2 separate regions of the Homo sapiens genome follow, and region 1 is linked to region 2. Evidence: read pairs that join two places in POLR2A ChIA-PET (ENCODE). Cell type or tissue: K562. All regions are shown on one strand.

The links. ChIA-PET counts read pairs that join two places held together with the same protein. Peaks named below come from ENCODE experiments on the same cell type or tissue, not always from the same donor. Only the 100,000 strongest peaks of a DNase experiment are listed, where the experiment ranks them.
Region 1: POLR2A ChIA-PET joins it to region 2 with 5 read pairs; 3 of 35 experiments call an interaction of 5 or more read pairs at or near these places.

What each region holds. Positions count from the first base shown.
Region 1 is chr1:21,517,093-21,521,092 of GRCh38, forward strand. The region is part of intron 1 of ALPL (alkaline phosphatase, biomineralization associated); the gene reads left to right. Among named protein-coding and RNA genes, the nearest start is that of ALPL, 9.7 kb to the left of the region's middle. In K562, no CTCF peak of the experiment used is centred here; no DNase peak of the experiment used is centred here; H3K27me3 peaks cover 3,098 bases.
Region 2 is chr1:21,388,113-21,392,112 of GRCh38, forward strand. No RefSeq gene overlaps it. Among named protein-coding and RNA genes, the nearest start is that of NBPF3, 50 kb to the right of the region's middle. In K562, no CTCF peak of the experiment used is centred here; a DNase peak (open chromatin) is centred at 1,879.

The DNA of each region.
Region 1 (4,000 bases), 130 kb after region 2:
GTATTGAATGTGAAAAACAGAATGGCTGGTTGGGTACTCGAGGTGTGGTTTCCACTGAACACTGTAGCTTTTGCATCATCGTAAAGAAAAAAATCTTAAGTGTAAGTTGGGGACAGTCTGTAATGAACATTTAAGGGCTTACTCTGTGTCAGAAACTGAGCTAATCACTTTGAATGACCTTATTGTATTGAGCTCATAATTCTTTCCATTTTGCAAACAAGGAAACGGAAGCTCAGAGAGATTGAGTAATGTTCTCAAAGTTTGGAAAGTGCAGGTGAGACTCAAATCCAGGGTTGCCCAATCAGATTGGCATCTGGATTCAAATTTGCATGTTTGGAGAAGAGCTCTCAGGGCACCTTGTGGTACACATTTGTTTTTCAGTGAGTGTTTGCAAATGACATGGGGGTGGGAGGCCCCAGGGGGAGGAGACAGAACATAGACACACCTGGTGGGGCACCAGCGTCTGTTCTCCCAGACAGTGTTTCTTAGCCTGTTCACCCCCTCATAGGAAATGACAAGCCTAGAAGGAAGCATCCTGAGAAACCCAGAGGGGCCTGGGTTTGAATCCCAGCCCTGCCATTTCAAGCTGTGTGACCTTCGCCAAGTCCCTTTCCCTCTCTTAGCTTCTGGCTACCCTCCCTACCACGCATGGTTTATTTGAATGAGGCAAGGCCTTAGGATTTTTCGATTTGTGGATGGCGAATAGCCAGCATGTCTCCTTCCTCTCTCCTGCCCTGCACCCACATCAGACATCACTAGTCAACCACTGCTTGCTTTCCTTCCCAGATTCCTTCTAAGTACAGTGCTCCAGACAGCCATTAGCAACTAATATAGAGTTGGCACACAAGATAAAAGGACATCCCAGAACCAGATTAGATTTGGTCATTGTGTGGGTGGGGGTAGGGAAGGGATAGGCCCAGGTGGCACCCAGTTCAGTGTCACGGTGCTCCTTGGTCTTCTTTTCCTTGTCTTTGGAGGAACTAAGCTAGACTGTACCAGGGCCCACCCCAGGTGTGGGGTAGGAACCTTTTATGAGGCACAGAGCTGTGCCCGTGTTCAGTCCCAAGGGAGAGGCAGGTTTCTGGGCCTCATCACTGTCTAGGCTTAAAGTAAGAGTGACGAGAAAGAGGCTGGTTTCAGGTCCTCCTGGAAAGAGTTAGGCCTGCCCCTCTCCACCCTTTGTAATAACATCCATAGTAGTAATAAGAGTTCTCGACACTGACGGACCACTTGTTACGCACCAAGCCACTCTGCGAAATGCTTTGTATACATTTACACATTTAATCCTTATACCAGCCCATTTTTCAGGTGAGGAGAATGACTCAGAGTAATTAGCCTGGGTTTGCCCAGCTGGTAAGTGTCGGAGCTACGATTTGAATTCATATCTGTCAAACCCCGAATAAATAACTCTTATTACTACGATGGATATTATTACAAAGGATGGGGAGGGGCCAGCCTAACTCTTTCCAGGAGGACCTGAAACTGAGCTCTTTCTTTTTTTTATGGTATTCAGAACATCACTTTATAAACTGTTGTCAGATTACCATTTAAACATTAATACCCAAATACAGAATTTAGACAATTACTTTAAATTGTAACTGTACCATCCCCAAGCTCTCAGCTATGAATTTGGTTTGGGGAGAGGGCTCCGTAATAGGCCACTGAAGTCCCCCGTCCCACCCCTTTTTTCTCCCCTGAAAACTAGCTGCCTGACTGCTCTGCCAGACTTGGGCTAGAACTTGGCTTCACTGTGACAGTGGGACCACCTGGGCCCTACAGTGTGGCAAAACCGACCCGCCCACAAACTCCATCCCAGGTGTTGAGATGCTAACACACTGAAGCTGAAAGACCCCACTTGGTTTTGCCACAGATCAAGTTGCATCTGACTAGAGAGCCTGTCCTCTACCCTATTTCCTGCACAAGTCTTTTTCTTTGTAATGCAACAAGCGCTACTCAGCTCAGATCCAGTGGGACACAGGGAAAGGGGCTGTAGTGTAGCCCAGCCTTGCTGAGGGAGACCCCTGCCTCGCCAAAGCACTTCGCTCACAAAGGCTGAAACTGGCCTCTTTCTCGTCACTCTTACTTTAAGCCTAGGCAGTGATGAGGCCCAGAAACCTGCCTCTCCCTTGGGACTGAACATGGGCACAGCTCTGTGCCTCATAAAAGGTTCCTACCCCACACCTGGGGTGGGCCCTGGTACAGTCTAGCTTAGTTCCTCCTGCTTTCCTCCACCGCAGGCTCAGTGCGGGGCCCGCGGCCTCTGCGTCTTTCTCTCAGCTTACCATGATCATTTCTCATTGATGAGTGCGATACGTCTTTGCCCGTGGAAAGTGCTTTACCATCGGCAGAGCCTTCCACGTTTACACATGCGCAGCACAGCAAAGGGCATCTCTTTTTAAAAGGGAGAAAACTGAAGCTCAGAGGCTGGGCACAAGGGCTCACGCATGTAATCCCAGCACTTTGGGAGGCCAAGGCGGGCAGATCACTTAAGGTCAGGAGTTCAAGAACAGCCTGGCCAACATGGTGAAACCCTATCTGTACTAAGAATACAAAAACTAGCTGGGCGTGGTGGTGTATGCCTGTAATTCCAGCTATGTGGGAGGCTGAGGCATGAGAATCACTTGAATCCGGGAGGCGGAGGTTGCAGTGAGCAGAGATCGTGCCACTGCACTCCAACCTGAGTGACAGAGTGAGACTGCATTTCAAGAAAACAAAAAGAAGATTGAGGCTCAGGGAGGGAGGGTGGTGGGCCCCGGACCACACAGCGAATAAACGGTAAACCCTGCACCAAGGAATTAGGTACCCCACCTGTTCCCTAGGCCTTCTGGAACAAATTGCCTAGGGGAACCTGAGGTCAGTGCTGGGAACGCAGGAGTGGTGGCTCAGCAGAGGCAGGGGTTGTGCTGCCCCCCGCATCCCACCCAGATACACCCTATCCTGTTTTAATCAGCCATTGACCTTGGACAAGTCACTTTAACACTGCCAACCTCAGTTTCCAGGCACTTATTCTATTTTTCAGGTTTTTTTTGTTGTTGTTGTTTGTTTGTTTTTTGAGACAAGGTCTTGCCCTGTCACCCAGGCTGGAGTTCAGGCACGATCATAGTTGACTGCGGCCTTGACTTCCTGGGCTCAAGTGATCTCCTGCCTCAGCCTCCCGAGTAGCTGGAACTGCAGGCTTGTGCCACCATGCCCAGCTAATTTTTTTTATTTTTTATTTTGTGAGATGAGGTCTTGCTTATGTTGATGAGGCTGGTCTTGAACTCCTGGGCTCAGGCAATCCTCCCACCTCAGCTTCCCAAAATGTTGGGATTAACAGGCGGTGAGCCACCAGGCCTGGCATATTTTTCAGTTTTTAAAGCCATTTCTTTTTTCTCTTTTTTTTTTTTTTTTTTTGAGACGGAGTCTCGCCCTGTCGCCCAGGATGGAGTGCAGTGGCTTGATCTTGGCTCACTGCAGCCTCCCAGGTTCAAGTGATTCTCCTGCCTCAGCCTCTGGAGTAGCTGGGACTACAGGGGTGTGCCACCACGCCCGGCTAATTTTTTGTACTTATAGTAGACACGGGGTTTCACCGTGTTAGCCAGGATGTTCTCGATCTCCTGACCTTGTGATCCGCCCACCTTAGCCTTCCAAAGTGCTGGGAGCCACGGTGCCCGGCCGAAAGCCATTTCTTATTCATGAACTCACCGAACCATCAAAGCAACCCAATAAAGTATTCACATCATTTTGCAAAGTGGGAGACTGAGGCTTGGGGAGGCAAGCAACTTGCCTGAGGTAAAATTGATGGTAAAACCAGGCCTCAAACTCAGGTCAGGATCCCAGGCTGAAGGTCTTTCCCCAGCTGTGTCTCCAGTCTCTCTCATCGTTGCCTTTGTACCTGCCATCCCCTCCCCTGCAGCAACCTCTCCCTGTTTGTGTTGCCAGTTGGCATCATGGCTGTTTTTCTAGAGCTTGCTTTGGATATCTTGAACCCTTTGTAATCTGATCATCCACATAGCATCTG
Region 2 (4,000 bases):
TGAGGAGCCCCTCAGCCTGGCCAGCCACCCCGTCCGGGAGGGAGATGGGGGGGTCAGCCCCCCCACCCGGCCAGCCACCCCGTCCGGGAGGGAGGTGGGGGGGTCAGCCCCCCGCCTGGCCAGCCGCCCCATCCGGGAGGGAGGTGGGGGGGTCAGCCCCCCGCCCGGCCAGCCGCCCTGTCCGGGAGGGAGGTGGGGGGGTCAGCCCTCTGCCCGGCCAGCCGCCCCGTCTGGGAGGTGAGGGGCGCCTCTGCCCGGCTGCCCCTACTGGGAAGTGAGGAGCCCCTCTGCGCGGCCAGCCGCCCGGTCCGGGAGGGAGGTGGGGGGGTCAGCCCCCTGCCCGGCCAGCCGCCCCGTCCGGGAGGTGAGGGGCGCCTCTGCCTGGCCACCCCTACTGGGAAGTGGGGAGCCCCTCTGCCCGGCCAGCCGCCCCGTCCGGGAGGGAGGTGGGGGGGTCAGCCCCCTGCCCGGCCAGCCGCCCCGTCCGGGAGGTGAGGGGCGCCTCTGCCCGGCCGCCCCTACTGGGAAGTGAGGAGCCCCTCTGCCCGGCCACCACCCCGTCCGGCCAGCCGCCCCGTCCGGGAGGTGAGGGGCGCCTCTGCCTGGCCACCCCTACTGGGAAGTGGGGAGCCCCTCTGCCCGGCCAGCCGCCCCGTCCGGGAGGGAGGTGGGGGGGTCAGCCCCCTGCCCGGCCAGCCGCCCCGTCCGGGAGGTGAGGGGCGCCTCTGCCTGGCCACCCCTACTGGGAAGTGGGGAGCCCCTCTGCCCGGCCAGCCGCCCCGTCCGGGAGGGAGGTGGGGGGGTCAGCCCCCTGCCCGGCCAGCCGCCCCGTCCGGGAGGTGAGGGGCGCCTCTGCCCGGCCACCCCTACTGGGAAGTGAGGAGCCCCTCTGCCCGGCCAGCCGCCCCGTCCGGCCAGCCGCCCCGTCCGGGAGGTGAGGGGCGCCTCTGCCCGGCCGCCCCTACTGGGAAGTGAGGAGCCCCTCTGCCCGGCTAGCCGCCCCGTCCGGGAGGGAGGTGGGGGGGTCAGCCCCCTGCCCGGCCAGCCGCCCCGTCCGGGAGGTGAGGGGCGCCTCTGCCCGGCCGCCCCTACTGGGAAGTGAGGAGCCCCTCTGCCCGGCCACCACCCCGTCTGGGAGGTGTGCCCAACAGCTCATTGAGAGCGGGCCAGGATGACAATGGCGGCTTTGTGGAATAGAAAGGCGGGAAAGGTGGGGAAAAGATTGAGAAATCGGATGGTTGCCGTGTCTGTGTAGAAAGAAGTAGACATGGGAGACTTTTCATTTTGTTCTGCACTAAGAAAAATTCTTCTGCCTTGGGATCCTGTTGATCTGTGACCTTACCCCCAACCCTGTGCTCTCTGAAACATGTGCTGTGTCCACTCAGGGTTAAATGGATTAAGGGCGGTGCAAGATGTGCTTTGTTAAACAGATGCTTGAAGGCAGCATGCTCGTTAAGAGTCATCACCAATCCCTAATCTCAAGTAATCAGGGACACAAACACTTCGGAGGGCCGCAGGGTCCTCTGCCTAGGAAAACCGGAGACCTTTGTTCACTTGTTTATCTGCTGACCTTCCCTCCACTATTGTCCCATGACCCTGCCAAATCCCCCTCTGTGAGAAACACCCAAGAATTATCAATAAAAAAATAAATTAAAGAAAAAAAAAAAAAGTGAAAAAGCTTACAAAAAAAAAAAAAAAAAAAAAGAAAGTGACCTCTGGTCATCCTCACTGTTCGTTATACGCTAATTATAATGCATTAGCATGCTAAAGGACACTCCCACCAGCGTCATGACAGTTTACAAATGCCATGGCAACGTCTAGAAATTACTCTCTATGGTCTAAAAAGGGGAGAAACCCTCAGTTCCCGGAACTGCCCAACCTTTTCGTGGGAAACTCATGAATCATCCACCCTTCATTTAGCATATTATCAAGAAATTACTATAAGTATAATCAGTTGACTAGCCCATGCTGCTGCTATCTATGGAGTAGCCATTCTTTATTCCTTTACTTTCTTAATAAACTTGCTTTCTCTTTACTCTATGAACTTGTCCCAAATTATTTATTTATTTTTGAGAGACAGAGTCTTGCTCTGTCGCCGAGGCTGGAGTACAGTGGTGCGATCTTGGCTCACTGCAACCTCTGCCTCCCGTGTTCAAGCGATTCTCCTGCCTCAGCTTCCCAAGTAGCTAGGACTACAGGTGCGTGCCACCACGTCTAGCTAATTTTTGTATTTTTTAGTAGAGACGGGGTCTCACTATATGTTGACCAGGCTGGTCTCGAACTCCTGACCTCAAGTGATCTGCCTGCCTCAGCCTCCCAAAGTGCTGGGATTACAGGCGTGAGCCACTGCGCCTGGCCCTGAATTCTTTCTTGGGCGAGGTCCAAGAATCCTCCTTTGGGGTCTAGATCCGGACACCCTTCCGGTAACATCTTCTTGGCTACCACAAAGGGACTATACCGAGGAGACCCCCAACTCAAAGGAAAGAGACTGCAGCACCGATTATCCGACTTTGGGTAAGTGGTGGGGTACATTTTACCCAGGTAAAGGATGGAATTGAGTGAGAGGCCCAACTTAGGAGAGTTAGTTTCTCCTGAGACAGACAAGGTTAAAGGCCCCTCTTAATAAAAGGCAAGGATGCTTGACCGAACTTGGGTTCAAGGCCCAACTTAGGAAGGTAAGAGTCCTTCCTAATATTTAGAGGGTTAGAGGACCTTCCCTCAGTAAAGTCCCTTTTGGTTAAAAAATGGGTTTGGGCTGGGCGTGGTGGCTCACGCCTGTAATCCTAGCTCTTAGGGAGGGAGAGGCAGGAAGATAGCTTGAGCCCAGGAGTTCAAGACCTGCCTGGACAATATATTGAGACCCTGTTCTCCACAAAAAGAAAAAAAAAAAAAAAAAAGAGGATTTGGCATTATGGGATGTTAACCCATCTTTGAATTAATCTGCCTTGCACTGCTTGCTGATGGCTATGGGTGACAGGATTAGACAAGTACAGGACCATAGGACATGGGAGCTTTTTCCTCCCCCAAAAGAGGGAAACTTGAGAGCTGATGGGTCTGCTGGAAAAGATCCCTTTGTGACTGACAAGCAGCTGCCTGAACTTTTGAGTCAGTGTCGCTGCAATGGGTGGGTCTTTCTCCCACCCCCTGAGCTCCTTGCCTTCCCCACCTCATCGCAGGCAATGCTTTTCTCTCTCTCGTTCTCTCCTTTCCCTTTCCTATCTTTTCTGTTACTCAGGGCGACCATCTTGCCCAGAGACCAAATGTTGAAACTGCTGGTCGGAGATCATTCCACCCCACTTTGAATAAAGATGACAGGGCTCAAACAGGGGCAAGTTTGAGCCTTACCAGTTCGATATTGGGTGCTAAGCAGAGTGGTTAATATCTATGTTTTGTCACACGTATTTTGCTCTGGCCGGATGGAAAATGTTAATTTGGTTATCCCATGCAATCCCTTGAACGGCATCTTACAAAATTGAGAGACTTTTGCCTGTGGTTCCATGAAAAGGAAAAAGATGATTTTCTTTGGTGTTGCAGCTTGGTCCCCAGGGCTATGATGTGGCAAGCAGGGTCACTAAGGTCACTCAGGGAAAGGGAACCCAGAAACCTGGCATGCAGGCAAAAGGGTAAGAATTTCTTACTGGTCAGGCTTGTGGGCTCTCTGTGCAAACTGGTTGTAGGAATTGTAAAAATCACTGTCTCCTCTGCAAAGTTCTTTTTTTTTTTTTTTTTTTTTTTTTTTTGAGACAGCGTCTCCCTCTATTGCCCAGGCTGGAGTGCACTCTGCTTCCCAGGTTCATGCCATTCTCCTGCCTCAGCCTCCCGAGTAGCTGGGACTACAGGCGCCCGTCATCTCACCCGGCTAATTTTTTGTATTTTTAGTAGAGAGTGGGTATCACCGTATTAGCCAGGATGGTCTTGATCTCCTGACCTCGTGATCCTCCCGCTCGGCCTCCCAAAGTGCTGGGATTACAGGCGTGAGCCACCCTGCCTGGCCGCAAAG